Linked DNA regions of Mus musculus: region 2 is linked to region 1. The links are chromatin loops, found by intact Hi-C in ENCODE. Cell type or tissue: heart. All regions are shown on one strand.

What was found. A loop is a pair of places that touch in the nucleus more often than their neighbours do. Peaks named below come from ENCODE experiments on the same cell type or tissue, not always from the same donor. Only the 100,000 strongest peaks of a DNase experiment are listed, where the experiment ranks them.
Region 2: a loop joins it to region 1, with 11 times the contacts of the local background. A loop is called at or near these places in 15 of 42 quality-filtered maps.

The regions. Positions count from the first base shown.
Region 1 is chr4:121,618,458-121,626,457 of GRCm38, forward strand. It overlaps Gm12887 (predicted gene 12887), which reads right to left and starts at 3,668. Exons shown (of 4, transcript NM_001099309.1): 1 at 3,514-3,668. The coding sequence starts at 3,646. In heart, no CTCF peak of the experiment used is centred here; no DNase peak of the experiment used is centred here.
Region 2 is chr4:121,357,683-121,365,682 of GRCm38, forward strand. No RefSeq gene overlaps it. Among named protein-coding and RNA genes, the nearest start is that of Gm12888, 37 kb to the left of the region's middle. In heart, no CTCF peak of the experiment used is centred here; no DNase peak of the experiment used is centred here.

The DNA of each region.
Region 1 (8,000 bases):
CTAACCAGTACCCCCAGAGATGCATATGTAGCAGAAGATGGCCCAGTCAGCCATCATTGAGAAGAGAGGCCCCTTGGTCTTGCAAATTTTATATGCCCCAATACAGGGGCAGGCCTGCACCAAGAAATAAAATCGAGGTGGGTGGGTGAGCAGGGTGTGTGAAGGATATAGGCCAATCTTGGTATAGCATTTGAAATGTAAATTAGGAAAATAGCTAATAAAAATATTGAAAAAATATCAGTCTCAAACTATTTTGTTAAAATGGATACCAATATTCACTTAACTAATTTCAATGATCAGTTTCCAGGCTGCTCATAACCGACCTATGTACATGTGGTATGATGAACTGCTATCTACTTTTATGGTGGTAGCATAATTTTGTTGTTATTGGTGTTTTGTTATTGTTATCAGTTTTTCATATGGGGTATCATCCAATACTGTGGAGAAACTCACAAGAATCTTACTAGCAACTGAATAATCCACATTTGCCTTGAAATTGCAGGCATCTACCTCTTTCTGGGGTCATAGATTTGAGCCATCAGACTTGGCTTGTTTCCTTCTTCAGGGAACATTTCTCAGTGGCTTCCAGGACATTGAGCTCTCCTGACCTTCCTACACCCCACAGGCAGTTCCCTCACTGTCTCTGTCCTGGGCTGTGTTTTGGTTGGCCATTCCTTCTCAAGAAACTGAGGTGTCCCTACTCCTGGCATAGTCACTCCTGGGATGACTTCACCCTGTGACAGGACTTTAAGTAAGCCCCAGACCAGTAGATCTGAACTCGATGTCTCACCTGTGCAAACACCTCTGTAGCACTGGCCAGTTGTGTAAAAAGGGAATCAGATTGAATGATTTGTAAATTGGGGGTGCCATCACATGCCACATCCCAGTACACCACAGGTGGGACAATGGTTTCCTGTGTTCACTTAGCCTAGAATACACACCAGTGAGCCTGGCTTTAAAACACAGTGCTCTTCCCCCAGAAAATACAATGATCTGGTGATAGTGGTACCTTTTTCTGCAACCCTACATCTTGGAAAGCACAAGAGGAGCAAGATTCCAAGGTTACCTTTAGAACTTTGGACTTGGGGCACCTGTATTGGCAGCACTAAGAAGGCAGATGCTAGGGAATCACGGGATTTGAGGCTAGCCTGGACTACATAGTGAGATCCAGGAAAGCTGTGGCTACACAGTGAGACCTTGCCTTAAAATAAAATTGCAAATTTAAATAAAATAGAGAGAAAGTAAAAAAGGAATTCTATACTATATATCAAGATAAAGGACAACCCATGCTATATGAGACACTGTCTACAAAAACTAAGTTAGCCAGGCATATGATGTTAAACCCAACAATTTGGAAGTAGGAGATCAAGGGAATCCTTGGCTACACAGAGAATTCTAGGTTACCTCAGGCTATATGGAATTAAAGAAGACCATAGCCAAGTTGTAGTGTCACAAATGAGTAAAGACTTGCACTACCAAGCATAATGTTCTGAGTTCAATCCCTGGGATCCATATGTGATAATGAAAGAATTGACTCAAGAGAAATGTTCTCTGATTCTTTCATGTGTTGAAATGTGTCACACATGCACAAACACACACACACACACACACACACACACACACACACAAACAGGGAGAGAGAGAGAGAGAGAGAGAGAGAGAGAGAGAGAGAGAGAGAGAGAGAATGTCTCAGTTGTGCTCACCCTCCAAGCTACCCAACCTTGGTAAAAAACTTCACTTTCAAATTGTTTCAACCAAAAAACTGTGGTATCATCTCTCCCCCTTCACCTCTCAGTCCATATCTAAACCCTTGTTGCCACTCTCAAATGTGTTAAAGTCCCACCACTTAACCACACTTCATGTTACCAAACACCTGTCACTGTACAGCTCTGAGTTACTTGCATCTCTGGAGTTTAAGGTCTGAAGTGTCCCCTTGCAGCTCCTGTGACATCTACAATCTTTTCTTAACACAGCAACTACAACAGAAATGAGGACACTTGTGGGACAAGACAGACATGTTCTCATACCTTTAATCCATCAATCCTGACACTATACAGTCTCTCTCTTCCCTTTCTTTAGTTCCTGGAATGTACCTGGCCCTTATTCCTTTTCAGCTATCATAGGAGGAAAAAGTAAATCAACTGCCTAGCAACAGGGGTAAATCCAGGGATTCTCCAGGACCAACAGGCCACTAAGCTTAATGTTATATGGGGAATCTCCTTGAGAAGATTTTTGAAGAGAATGAACCTTCACAGCTAATAAGCCCGAGTCTATCAAGAAACATGAGAAAACACCTGTTGTCCCTGTTGACAAGCATCAGACTTCTTTGTGATCTCATTCGACTGTCCCTCAATCCCTTTAATTTTAATGAGGTCTTCTCTCCAGAGATCACAGCCACAGCTTTGTTTCAGTGATCAATGGAAGGGCCTGCATGGCCATGTATTGTCACAGATAGAACAACACTTACATTTTATTATAATTTTAACTGTACATGACCTAGTCTCATGTAGCTTTGGCTGACCTTCCATTCAAGGTGAAGAACAGGCAGGCCTCAAATTTATAGAGATCCTCCTGCCTCTGCCTCCTGAGTGCTGAGGAATTACTTTCCTAAACTAGCTCTATTCAGGCTCTAACTACCACCATGGCCTTAGAACAATTATTTAAAATGTAAAGCAGGCACATTCTGCTACCCATCTCCTCACAAGTTCCAGGTCCAATTCTGAGTTCTTACACTAGTCTTAAAAGCCCCAGCAGGTGTGTCCAGTCTCTCTCCTCTTGATCCCTCTGCTCCCTCTATGACTCATTTGGACACATATGGTCATGGTCTTTCCATTTGCTGTTCCTTTGACTACACATCCATATGGTATCTTCCCTCATCCACTTCAGCTCTGCTCAGTTTTCATTCTTGCGTGAATCCTGCCCTAATTTGTTCAGAAGAAGCACAAGCTTACACCTCAGGCTCAATCTTCTTCCAGGCTTTATGTTGGTTTTGACATGTTTCCCTACTTCTTTATATGTTTCCCCTCCTTTCTTTTCCTCCTATGATAGGTGAAAAGGTATAAGGCCCAGGCACATTTCAGGAACTGTACAAAGGGAGGAGAGCTACTGTATAGAATCAGGATTTATGGATTAAAGTTCCAGAAGGATGAAGACCACTTAATGCTCAGGTGTAGTAGATGCTATGAAGTAACTGTGTGAAGGATATGCAGGTGCCCAGTAGATCTCTATTCAGATGTGAAGGAATGAAAGCCTGAGTGAGCTGCCCTGAGGGAGCTCTGCATGGACAAGATGACCTGTGAAACACTGCAGGCTGATGTCTCAGCTGCTAGGATTTTAATAAAGACAACATATACAGCTCTTCCTGAGGGCTCAGAAAAGGCATATGGACCCCTTCCCTTCATTGTAGAGCACCCTCAAATACCAATTCCTGGCCCTTCCAGCTTTGGCTTTGCAGATATGAATCCACAACAGGAGGGGAGTTGCCTGCCATGTGCCAATATATTCCTTACTCACCTACTTGAATCTTGATCACTGGATGTTGTGGGACTGATTCTGACTCAGGGTCCAGAGCCACAGGCAACTCGGCATCACAACACCAAGACAGAAGACAGACAGAAAGGATCCACAGGGAGCAAGGTAACACCATCTTAGCTCAGTGACATCAATGAGTGCTTGTGTCCCTGACTGGCAATCAGGGTACCTTGCAGAGTTTGAGGTGACCACGCCCCTTCAGGGCAGGTGCCACAGCCTGAGCATTCCCTGAAGCAAAACCAACTTGACTGGTATGTATTTTGTTCTTAGAACAGACTGGAAAGCTGCTCTTCTGTCCTCTAAGGACTTTATATGATGCTTCCATTTTATAAGTAAAGATTTCAATATGGCTATTTTAGGGTCCTGAAGGAATTGAACTGTGCCTCTTTCTCTCATATGTGTCTCAGCACAGAAGAGCTGTCTAAATGATTTTTGCTCTTATTTATTTATTTTGTACCCCTCTAAATAGAAGAACTATAATTTTGCCCCAGGACGAATACCCCTTTCATCAAAATTAATCCTTACCATAAAGGATGCTACACTGCATCATTTGAAATCCTCCTTAGAAACAGCTCCTGGACCTCCACTCCAAACAGTCATATGGCCATCATTCCCCTTTACCTGCTTGGACCAGTTTGGCCCTGGTTTGGATAGAGTGACATAGTTCCCATCCCTGCAACAGGGCCCTGTGTAAGCCTTTGAGAATGTCAATGGCTACTGTAGGCAAAAGGCTTGTTTTTAATGATATGCATATTTTGTGGTCCCACTATCAGTGAAGGACTCTTTCTTTCCAAGGAATATCCTTCCTGTTAATGTTAATGACTCCATGATGGCCACAAACAGTGCATGTCCAGGAACTGAGGGTGCGGTGATATCTCAGCAAAATGGTAAATGTTGTAACCTTCAGGACTGCCCTTAAGGCTATGGAAAAGAACCCTAGAAACATATATTTGAAAATAATTTCTCAACTAAGCAAAAAATAAGGAAGCAAAATGAATTTTATGAGGGGCTTCATGAATCTAAAATAAAAAAAGCAGCCATGTGGTAAATCAACTTGTTAGGCAATTACTAGGAAAAAGATAAAGAGATAAAAGGGAGTGTTGCTCACAGGAGATCCCACATTTTTTTTCTGTTGTTTATGATTCCAAAAGAAGAAAGATTCCTGAGTTCAACATCAGCCTGGGACAGTGCAAGGTTTGGGTCAGACATGTTAGAAATGTTAATTTCAGGGTAGGATCCCACCCAACTATCCTATAGTCTGTGTTTAACAAAGTCATATAGAACTCCAAATTCTTTTAAAACATATATATATATATATATATATATATATATATATATATATATATATATATTTGCTGTCTCCTCGTCATGGGACGCTGTTTCATAAGAAAATCAAAAGGAAAACCTGGGGTAAATGACTGCAGTGATATGTATCATAAGAGACGGGCACTGTGTTTTGCAGTAGATGAGGTACCCAGAGAATCTTTTTAGGAACTGTTTGGAGACAAGACACACAGGCATGCATGCAGACATGTACGCACACAAGCACACACACATGCACGCAAGCATGGCATGGACAGAGAGATCTTTTTGATTAGCAAGCAAACATCATATAGACAGAGAAACCTCCTGATAGAAAGTAGAACATAGAGAGAAGCAGACCTGAAAAGCTGGATCAAGCAGAACACAGGTCATCAGCTTGGATTCACAATTTCATTTCACGCCATTTTTTTTTTTTTTTGGTGATCCCAAACCCCTCTTTTCTCAGAACCTCTCTCAAAGCAGAGGGTGGTCCTTGGAAACAGACCAATAGGACCTAGGTCACACATAATATAGAAATCTCAGATGACCAAGATGGGACTAAATGATCCCCAACATGAAACCTAACCTTAACACTTTTCCCTCTTCCCTTGCCCACTGCTACCTCCTCATTCTGGATGACCTGAAACTAACCACATTGACAGGCATATCTTAACACATCAAATGCACAGAGATCCATCTACCTCATCCTCATGAATACTTGTTTCACCACCACACCTAGCTTCTAAACTGACACTTTAAAACACCTTATATTTTGGCCACTCCTTAGCCTAAGAACCTGGATCCTTTCCTTTGGTGTATATCAGGCCCATGACCTTTGCCTCTGCTTCTCCTTTGACCACACATTCATATGGCAAATTCCCTCATCCTCTAAGCTCTGCTCAGTTGTCTAGGTGAATCCTGCCCTAACCTTACTCTCTCCATGCACAAGCTTACACCTCAGACTCTATCTTTTTTCCGGGCTTAGTGCATGTTTTTAGTGCACCCGCACTGTCTGACATGTTTCCCTTATTTCTGTAGATTTTGTTTCATCACTGGGAGGCATGTTCCATGAAGATGAGGAATTCAGTCTGTTTCCCACTCAGGTGTAGTGGGTGCTGGGGGGTAACTGTGTGGAGGACATTCAGGTGCCTGGTAGATCTCTATTCAGGTGTGCTGGGGAAAAAGCCTAGCTCTCCAGGAGCAGGGTGGCTTGAGTTTTAGATGCTTCAGGCGATGCACAGCTGCTAGTATTTTGACAGATAGCATAAACACCAGGAGTGCACAGCTTTCTTGGGAAATGATCAAAAACACATGATGCTTCCCTTCTGGTGCCAAGTAGCCTCCAAATCTCAAATGCTTTATAGAACTTGCTCTTCAGAATTGAACCAATTTGGTGAAAGGAAGTGGGCCCCCTGCTCTGTGCCCATCTACTCCTCACTCACCTAAATTATGCCAAAATACTAGAGTTATTGGACCTGAATCTGATGGTGGCTCCAGACTCTCCTGCACCAAGGCATTCTAACAGCAGGAGAGAAAGACAGACTGACAGGAGACATAGGGATCTAGGTAACTCCACCCTAGCTCAGTTAGTCAACAAACTCTTGTGTCCTCAGGAGTTAATCCAGTTGCCTTTCTTGGGCCCAAGTAAACACACCCTTGCTGGACACCAGAATCTGAGCATTCCCTACATCCATCCATTGGTGACGTTTATTTATTTTGAGCTTACAATGCAGTAGAAGCTGCTCTTAACAAAACTGGTAAGGTTGAGGGCTACTCCCTGCCCACCTCTACCTGCTCTGGAATAAGTGACCATGTCATCCCACTGAGGGTGACCATGACAATCAGTCACCTAGGGAAAACAGCTAGAGTGCTTCCCCATGCAAATAGAGCATCCTTAGCCTCTCACAATGAGCCAATGGGAAGCATGAACTCCTGAATCCCACCCTACCCTTCAATTTTTATAAAGTTCCTGTCCACGTGGAATAATACACACATGTGTTTTCGCTGAGGATCACGTGAGAGTGTACATTTTATTGGTGTGGGCAGGTAAAACATCTCTGTCTCTCTTTTGTGAGTTTTAAGACTTCATTTTCCCCTACTTGATCAAAACCTGTGGGCCTGGGTAACAGAGTTTTTCCATGGAGATCCCTGGCCAGGCCTGGTGCAAGAGTTTTGGTGAAGGGAAGCAAGTATGGGCAGGGAGACAAATTTTCTGCCATGCTTTCCAGGTCTCTCAGTAACACTAAGCCACTCTGCACTGAGTTGGGTTGGGTTGGGCTGGGCTGAAGAGAAGCTGTCTATCCAGTGAGGAGTGCAGCGAACCACAGGTGGAGCTTTGGGAAAGAAGTTCTCTTCCCACGTGTGACAGCTCTTGGAACAAAGGACTCAGACGATGGGATAGAGTAGTTCTTGCACACCTTCAATTCCCTGGATAGGATTTATATACAGTTTTGTGGGTGATTCAGGGATCAACAGCAGGTACCTCTCATTGCCTTGGACTAAGAGCTTGGGGGAAACCTTTATTTGCATGTGGCAAGGCTTGGTGCTACTCCTAAGTGACTGATATCCACACACCGCTCCTGCAGGGGCTGTGGGGCGGTAACTTCGACAGGAGTCAGGGATGCAGGAGACATGATCAAACACCTTCCTTCCTACGTAGGTGGAAATTACCACCTATCGGGACCCTGGGGTTCTAGACCTTTACTTCACTGGAGACTAAGATGTCTGTGTGCAGCCCAGTGCCCCACAAATCCCCCTTTTTCTTTTCATAAGGGAGAGGTGTCACCAGAATAACTGTCTCCTATGTAGAGAACAGTCTGATACTGAACCATGATCTGATTGGTAGTGATTTTTGCAAGGATACTCATCTGCTGCTTTGAAAACTGAATGAGACAGGGTGTCAAGAGAAGCCAGACTCCAATGGCTAGTATAGGGCCATGGAGGGGAAGAACTCAGACTATCATGGGGTTAGAATACCAAAGGCTAGGGGTGTTTGGAGTATAGAGTGCCTGGAGGTTCTTTCAGAGTTCTTTGAGCATTTGTATATCTTCTTTTACCAGCCCAGATTCATTGACATAAAAGCGACATTTCTCCCTCAGCAAAACACAAGTCCCTTCTTGTTCAGTAGTCAGTAAGTCCAGGCTCTCTGGTTTTGGAGAGCAACTCCT
Region 2 (8,000 bases), 260 kb before region 1:
CCATGTACTTAATAGATGTCAGACATTTGTTGATTCTCAATTTTACAGCACAAGCCATTGCTTTTCTATTCAGGAATTTTTCCCCTGTACCCATATCTTTCATGATTTTCCCTACTTTCTCCATTATAAGTTTCCGAGTCTCTGGTTTAATGTGGAGTTCCTTAATCCACTTAGATTTGACCTTAGTACAAGGAGATAGGAATGGATCAATTTGCATTCTTCTACATGATAACCACCAAATGTGCCAGCACCATTCGTTGAAAATGCTGTCTTTTTTTCACTGGATGGTTTTGGATCCCTTGTCAAGGATCAAGTGACCACAGATCTGTGGGTTCATTTCTGGGTCCTCAATTCTATTCCATTGGTCTACTTGTCTGTCACTATACCAGTACCATGCAGTTTTTAATCACAATTGCTCTGTAGTACAGCTTTAGGTCAGGCATGGTGATTCCACCAGAGGGTCTTTTATCCTTGAGGAGAGTTTTTGCTATCCTAGGTTTTTGTTATTCCAGATGAATTTTCAGATTGCCCTTTCTAATTCATTGAAAAATTGAGTTGGAATTTTGATGGGGATTGCGTTGAATCTGTAGATTGCTTTCGGCAAGATAGCCATTTTTACTATATTGTTCCTGCCAATCCATGAGCATAGGAGATCTTTCCATCTTCTGAGATCTTCTTTAATTTCTTTCTTCAGAGACTTGAAGTTCTTATCATACAGATCTTTCACTTCCTTAGTTAAAGTCACGCCAATGTATTTTATATTATTTGTGACTATTGAGAAGGGTGTTGTTTCCCTAATTTCTTTCTCAGCCTGTTTATCGTTTGTGTACAGAAAGGTCATTGACTTGTTTTAGTTAATTTTATATCCAGCTACTTCATTGAAGCTGTTTATCAGTTTTAGGAGTTTTCTGGTAGAACTTTTAGGGTCATTTATATATACTAACATATCATCTGCAAAAAGTGATATTTTGACTTCTTCCTTTCCAATTTTTATCCCCTTGATCTCCTTTTGTTGTCGAATTGCTCTGTCTAGGACTTCAAGTACATTGTTGAATAGGGAGGGAGTAAGTGTGCAGCTTTGTATAGTCCCTGATTTTAGTGGGATTGCTTCCAGCTTCTCACCATTTAATTTGATGTTATCTACTGGTTTGGTCTAGATTGCTTCTATCATGTTTAGGTATGGGCCTTGAATTCCTGATGTTTCTACGACTTTTATCTTGAATGGGTGTTGGATTTTGTCAAATACTTTCTCTGCGTCCAATGAGATGATCTTGTGGTTTTTGTCTTTGAGTTTTTTATATACTGGATTACGTTGATGGATTTCCAAATACTGAACCATCTGTGCATCCCTGGGATGAAACCTACTTGGTCAGTATGGATGTTTGTTTTGTTGTGTTCTTGGATTCGGTTAGTGAGAAATTTATTGAGTATTTTTGCATGGATATTCATAAGGGAAATTGGTTTGAAGTTCTCTACCTTTGTTGGGTCTTTCTGTGGTTTAGGTATCAGAGTAATTGTGGCTTCAAAGAATGAGTTGGGTAGAGTACTTTCTTTGACTGTTGTGTTGATGTTCTCTATGGAATCTTCTGCACCTGAGATTCTCTCTTCCATTTCTTGTATTCTGTTGCTGATGCTCGCATCTATGGTTCCAGATCTCTTTCCTAGGGTTTCTATCTCCAGCGTTGCCTCGCTTTGGGTTTTCTTTATTGTGTCTACTTCCCTTTTTAGTTCTAGTATGGTTTTGTTCATTTCCATCACCTGTTTGGATGTGTTTTCCTGTTTTTCTTTAAGGACTTCTACCTGTTTGGTTGTGTTTTCCTGCTTTTCTTTAAGGGCCTGTAACTCTTTAGCAGTGCTCTCCTGTAATTCTTTAAGTGACTTATGAAAGTCCTTCTTGATGTCCTCTATCATCATCATGAGAATTGTTTTTAAATCTGGGTCTAGATTTTCGGTCGTGTTGGGGTGCCCAGGACTAGGTGGGGTGGGAGTGCTGCGTTCTGATGATGGTGAGTTGTCTTGATTTCTGTTAGTAGGATTCTTACGTTTGCCTTTCGCCATCTGGTAATCTCTGAGGATAGCTGTTATAGTTGTCTCTGGTAAGAGCTTGTTTTTCAGGTGACTCTGTTAGCCTCTATAAGCAGACCTGGGAGGCTAGCTCTCTCCTTAGTTTCAGTGGGCAGAGTATTCTCTGCAGGCAAGCTCTCTTCTTGCAGGGAAGGTCCCCAAATATCTGGTGTTCGAACCTGCCTCCTGGCAGAAGTTGTGTTCCACTCACTAGAGGTCTTAGGCTCCCGTGGAGAATCCCGTGTGGGCCCTTGCGGGTGTCGGGCGACTCCGCTGGCAAGGTACCCCGGTGCTTGAGTGGGGCGGAAGGGACTTGTGCCCCAGGTCAGGCCCAAGTAGTCTGCTTCCCTATTTACCACAGTCTCAGGTTCTGCGCGATTGGATTGGGGCAGACGCTGTGTTCCAGTCACCAGAGGTCTTAGGATCCCGTGGGGAATCCTGTGTGGGCCCTTGCGGGTGTCGGGCGTCTCCGCTGGCAAGGTACCCCGGTGCTGGAGTGGGGCGGAAGGGACTTGTCCAAAATGAATTTTATAAGGGGCTTCATGAATCTAAAGTAAAAAAAGTAGCCATGTGCTAGGTCAACTGTTCAGGCAATTACTAGGAAAAAGATAAAGAGATTAAGGGAGTGTTGCTCACAGGAGATCCCACCCAGCTAAGTGGTTTTCTTTCTTTCTCTCTCTTTCTCTCTCTCTTTCTTTCTTTCTTTCTTTCTTTCTTTCTTTCTTTGTTTCTTTCTTTTTTTTTTTTTTGCTGTTGTTTATGTTTCCAAAAGAAGAAAGATTCCTGAGTTCAGTAACAGCCAGGAACAGTGCAAGGTTACGGTCTGGCATGTTAGAAATGTTAATTTCCGATTAGGATCCCACCTAACTATCTTACAGTCTGTGCTTAGCAAAGTCATATAGAAATCTGAATTCTTTTATATCACACACACACACACACACACACACACACACACACACACACACACAGCCTTTGAGCCTGGCTTTAATAAGCATGGTATCTGAAAGAGCTTGGAACCAGCTGTCCACATTCAAGGACTTTAGTTCCTCCTTGTGGTTTACTTTAAAGAACTCAACAATGTTCACCCTCAAATCATGTTGACAAGATGAATACCAACCTTCTAATGGCTAATTCTAATATCAGTTCCCATAACTGATGTGTACATGTTGTTCTGCCAGGATCCATTCAAGGGGAAGCTGAAAACAAGCAGGTGATCTTCCTGAGATGGATCCACCTGAGATTAAAATCTATGACAGGTTTGCTCCTTAAGCCAAGGCCCAGAACAAATTCACTTTAGAAAATCTTCCTGCTATTAATATATGTTTCCTGTTTTCATATTTGTATATATATATATATTTGTATGTATATATATTTGTATGTATACATATATTTGTATGTATATATATATATATATATTTGTATGTATATATATATATATCAATAGGTATTAGTTCAACCTTATGAACAAATCTGAGTAGAACTATGAAGAAATACTGTCTTGTAGTGATGTTACATAGACAAATAGTTGATTCCATAATTCTTAATGATTATTTTATCAGAATTCTTAAAATTATAGTAATTATGAAGCTCTTTTATAAAAAGATTGCTATCAAATCTTTCCTGATGTCAAAATTGCAATTAGAACTCTGCCAATCTTCAGGTGTCATGAGTTATTTGCTTCTGAGATAGTAAGCAGGATTTCTCCAACTTAAAACATTCTAAGAGGTTTTAAAACCATTAACCAAAGGTCAAAGGAAGGGAACTAACAATTTACTATAGGTGCAAGGACAGAAGATAAAATATTAACTGGGTTTATCTATACAAACGTTACTAATAACATAGTCACAAAAAGTTAGTGTTTTCAACTTTTCATGAAACTGTAGAGCTGTGACAGATGATAAATGTTTAGCCAGACAATTATTCCCTTTTTAATTTAATTTTATTTGTAATTAATTCTTTACACTCCACATTCCATTCCCTGCCCCTCACCATCTATCCTCTGAGTGCACCATATCCCACACCTCTTCTGAACCCCACCCCATCTCCACGTGGATGCTCCCACCTGTCACCACACCTGACCTCTAAACTGGGATGTAGGAATGTGACGGCACACACAATTTACAATTCAGTCTATCTGATTCCCTTTTTACACAACTGGCCAGTGCTACAGAGGTGTTTGCACAGGTGAGAAATTGAGTTCAGATCCACTGGTCTGGGGCCAATGTAAAGTCCTGTCACAGGGTGAAATCATCCCAGGAGTGAATGTGCCAGGACTAGGTACACCTCAGCTTCTGGAGAAATGGCCAACTAAAAAGTAGCCAAGGACAGAGACAGAGAGGGAACTTCCTGAGGAGTGGATGGAGGTCAGGGGAGCTCAGTTTCCTGGAAGCCACTGAAGAAATGTTCACTGAAGAAGGAAACAAGCCAAGTCTGATGGCTCAAACCTATGGTCCTAGGAAGAGGTAGATGCTTGCAAGTTCAAAGCAAGTGTGGATTATGTAGTCACGAGTAAGATTCTTGTGGGTTTCTCCACAGTATTGAATGATACCACACAGGAAAACTAATAACAACAACAATAACAACAAAAATTATACTACCACCATAAAAATAGATACCAGTTCCTCATACCACATGTACATAGGTTGGTTATGAGCAGCCTAGAAACTGATCATTGGAATTAGTCAAGTGAAGATTGGTGTCCATTTTAACAAAAGTTTGAGACTGATTTTTTTTTTCAGTTTTTTATTAGATATTTTCCTCACTTAAATTTCAGATGCTATCTCGAAACTCCCCTATACCCTTCACAGGCCCTGCTCCCCTACCCACCCGCTCCTATTTCTTTGTCCATAGCTTTCCCTGTATTGGGGCATATAAAGTTTGTAAGACCAATGGGCCTCTCTTCCCAATGATGGCCAACTGGGCCATCTTCTGGTACATATGCAGCTAGAGACATGAGCTCTCGGGGTTCTGGTCAGTTCATATTCTTGTTCAACCTATAGGGTTGCAGACCCCTTCAGCTTCTTGGGTACTTTTTCTAGCTCCTACATTTGGGGCCCTGTGTTCCATCCAATAGATGACTATGAGCATCCACTTCTGTATTTGCCAGCCACTGGCATAGCCTCATTAGAGACAGCTATATCAGGGTCCTTTCAGCAAAATCTGGCTGGCATATGCAATAGTATCTGCTTTTAGTGGCTGATTATGGAATGGATCCCCAGGTAGGACAGTCTCTGGATGGTCCATCCTTTCATTTCAATTCTAACTTTTGTCTCTGTACCTCGTTCCATGGGTATTTTGTTCACTATTCTAAGGAGGAGTGAAGTATCCACATTTTGGTCTTCCTTCTTCTTGATTTACTTGAGTTTTGCAAATTGTATCTTGGGTATTCTATGTTTCTGGGCTAATATCCACTTATTAGTGAGTGCAAGATACATAGGGAAGACAAGGTCTGTGTCTTCAGGAAAGAGTCATGCTGATATCTGTGTTTCTGCAACCTGCTAGGTAGCTGTGCTTACATCTGTTCTATTCCTATTGCTGTTAGGACCTGCAGAGTCTCCTAGTCATGGGATGCTGATTCATAAGAAAAAAACCCTGGAGTAAATGACTGCAGTGATATGTATCATAAGAGACTGGCACTGTGTTTTGCAGTAGATGAGGTACCCAGAGGATCTTTTTAGGAACTGCTTGGAAAAGAGACACACAGGCATCCATGCAAGCATGTATGCACACAAGCACACACACATGCATACCAGCATGGCATGGACAGAGAGATCTTTTAGAGTAGCAAGGAAGCAGAATATAGACAGAGAAACCTCATTATAGAAAGTAGAACATAGAGAGAAGCAGACCTGAAAAGCTGGATGAAGCAGAACACAGGTCAACAGCATGGATTCACAATTTGATTTCACGTCATATATTTTGGTGATCCCAAACACCTCTTTTCTCAGAACCCCTCTTCAAGCAGAGGCTGGTCCTTGTAACAGACCAATAGGACCTAGATCACAAATATTCTAGAAATCTCAGATGACCAAGATGGTACTAAATGATCCCCAACATGAAACCTAATCTCAACACTTTTCCCTCTTCCCTTGTCACCTGCTCTCTCCTCATTATGGATGACCTGAAACAAACCATGTTGACAGGCTCACCTTAACACATCAAATTCACAGAGATCCATATCCCTCCTCCTCATGAATACTTGGTTCACCACCACACATAGCTTCTAATCTGACACTTAAAAACATCTCATATTTTGTCTACTCCTTAGTCTAAGAACCTGGATCCTTTTCTTTGGTGTATATCAGGCCCATGACCTTGCCTCTGCTTCTCCTTTGACCACACATTCATATGGCAAATTCCCTCATCCTCTAAGCTCTGCTCAGTTGTCTAGGTGAATCCTGTCCTAACCTTACTCTCTCCATGCACAAGCTTACACTTCAGGCTCTATCTTTTTCCAGGCTTTGTGCATGTTTTTAGCGCACCCTCACCGTCTGACATGTTTCCCTTATTTCTGTACATTTTGTTTCATCACTGGGAGGCATGTTCCTCAAAGATGAGGAATTCAGTCTGTTTCCCACTCAGGTGTAGTGGGTGCTGGGAGGAACTGCATGGAGGACATGCAGGTGCCTGGTAGATCTCTATTCAGGCGTGATGGAAAAAAAAACCTGAAAGCACTGCCCAGGTCTCCAGGGGAAAGGCTGGCCAGAGTGATATATGATTCAGGCGATTTCACAGCTGCTAGTATTTTGACAGACAGCATAAACACCAGGAGTGCACAGCTTTCCTGGGAAATGATCAAAAACACATGGATGCTTCTGGTGGTTCCAGACTCTCCTTCACCAAGGCATTGTAACAGCAGGAGATAAGACAGACTGACAGGAGTCATAGGGATCTAGGTAACTCCACCCTAGCTCAGTTAGTCAACAAACTCTTGTGTCCCCAGGAGTTAATCCAGTTGCCTTTCTTGGGCCCAAGTAAACACACCCTTGCTAGACACCAGAATCTGAGAATTCCCTGCAGCCATCCATTGGTGACATGTACTTATTTTGAGCTTTCAATGCAGTAGAAGCTGCTCTTAACAAAACTGGTAAGGTTGAGGGCCACTCCCTGCCTACCTCTACCTGCTCTGGAATATGTGACCATGTCATCTCACTGAGGGTGACCATGACAATCAGTCACCTAGGGAAAACAGATAGAGTACATCCCCATGCAAATAGAGCATCCTTAGCCTCTCACAATGAGCCAATGAGAAGCACATACTCCTGAATCTCACCCTACCCTTCAATGTTTATAAAGTTCCTGTCCACGTGGAATAATACACACAAGTGTTTTCACTGAGGATCACTTAAGAGTGTACGTTTTATTGGTGTGGGCAGGTCAAACCTCTCTGCTCCTCTTTTGTGAGCTTTAAGAGTTCATTTTTCCCTACTTGATCAAAACCTGTGGGCCTGGGTAACAGAGTTTTTTTCCACGGAGATCCCTGGCCAGACCTGGTGCAAGGGTTTTGGTGAAGGGAAGCAAGTACGGGCAGGGAGACGAAGTCTCTGCCATGCTTTCCAGGTCACTCGGTAACTCTGAGCCACTCTGCACTGAGTTGGGTTGGGTTGGGCTGGGCTGAAGAGAAGCTGACTATCTAGTGAGGAGTGCAGTGAACCACAGGTGCTGCTTTGGGAAAGAAGTTCTCTTCCCATTTCTTACATCTCTTGGAACAAAGGAATCAGAGGATGGGATAGAGTAGTTCTTGCACACCTTTTATTCCCTGGGTAGGATTTATATGCAGTTTTGGAGTGATTCAGGGTTCAAAAGCAGGTACCTCTCATTGTCTTGGACTGAGAGCTTGGGGGAAACCTTATTTGCATGTGGGAAGGCTTGGTGCTGCTCCTAAATGAATGATAGCCACATACCTCTCCTGCAGGAGCTGTGGGGCGGGAACGTCC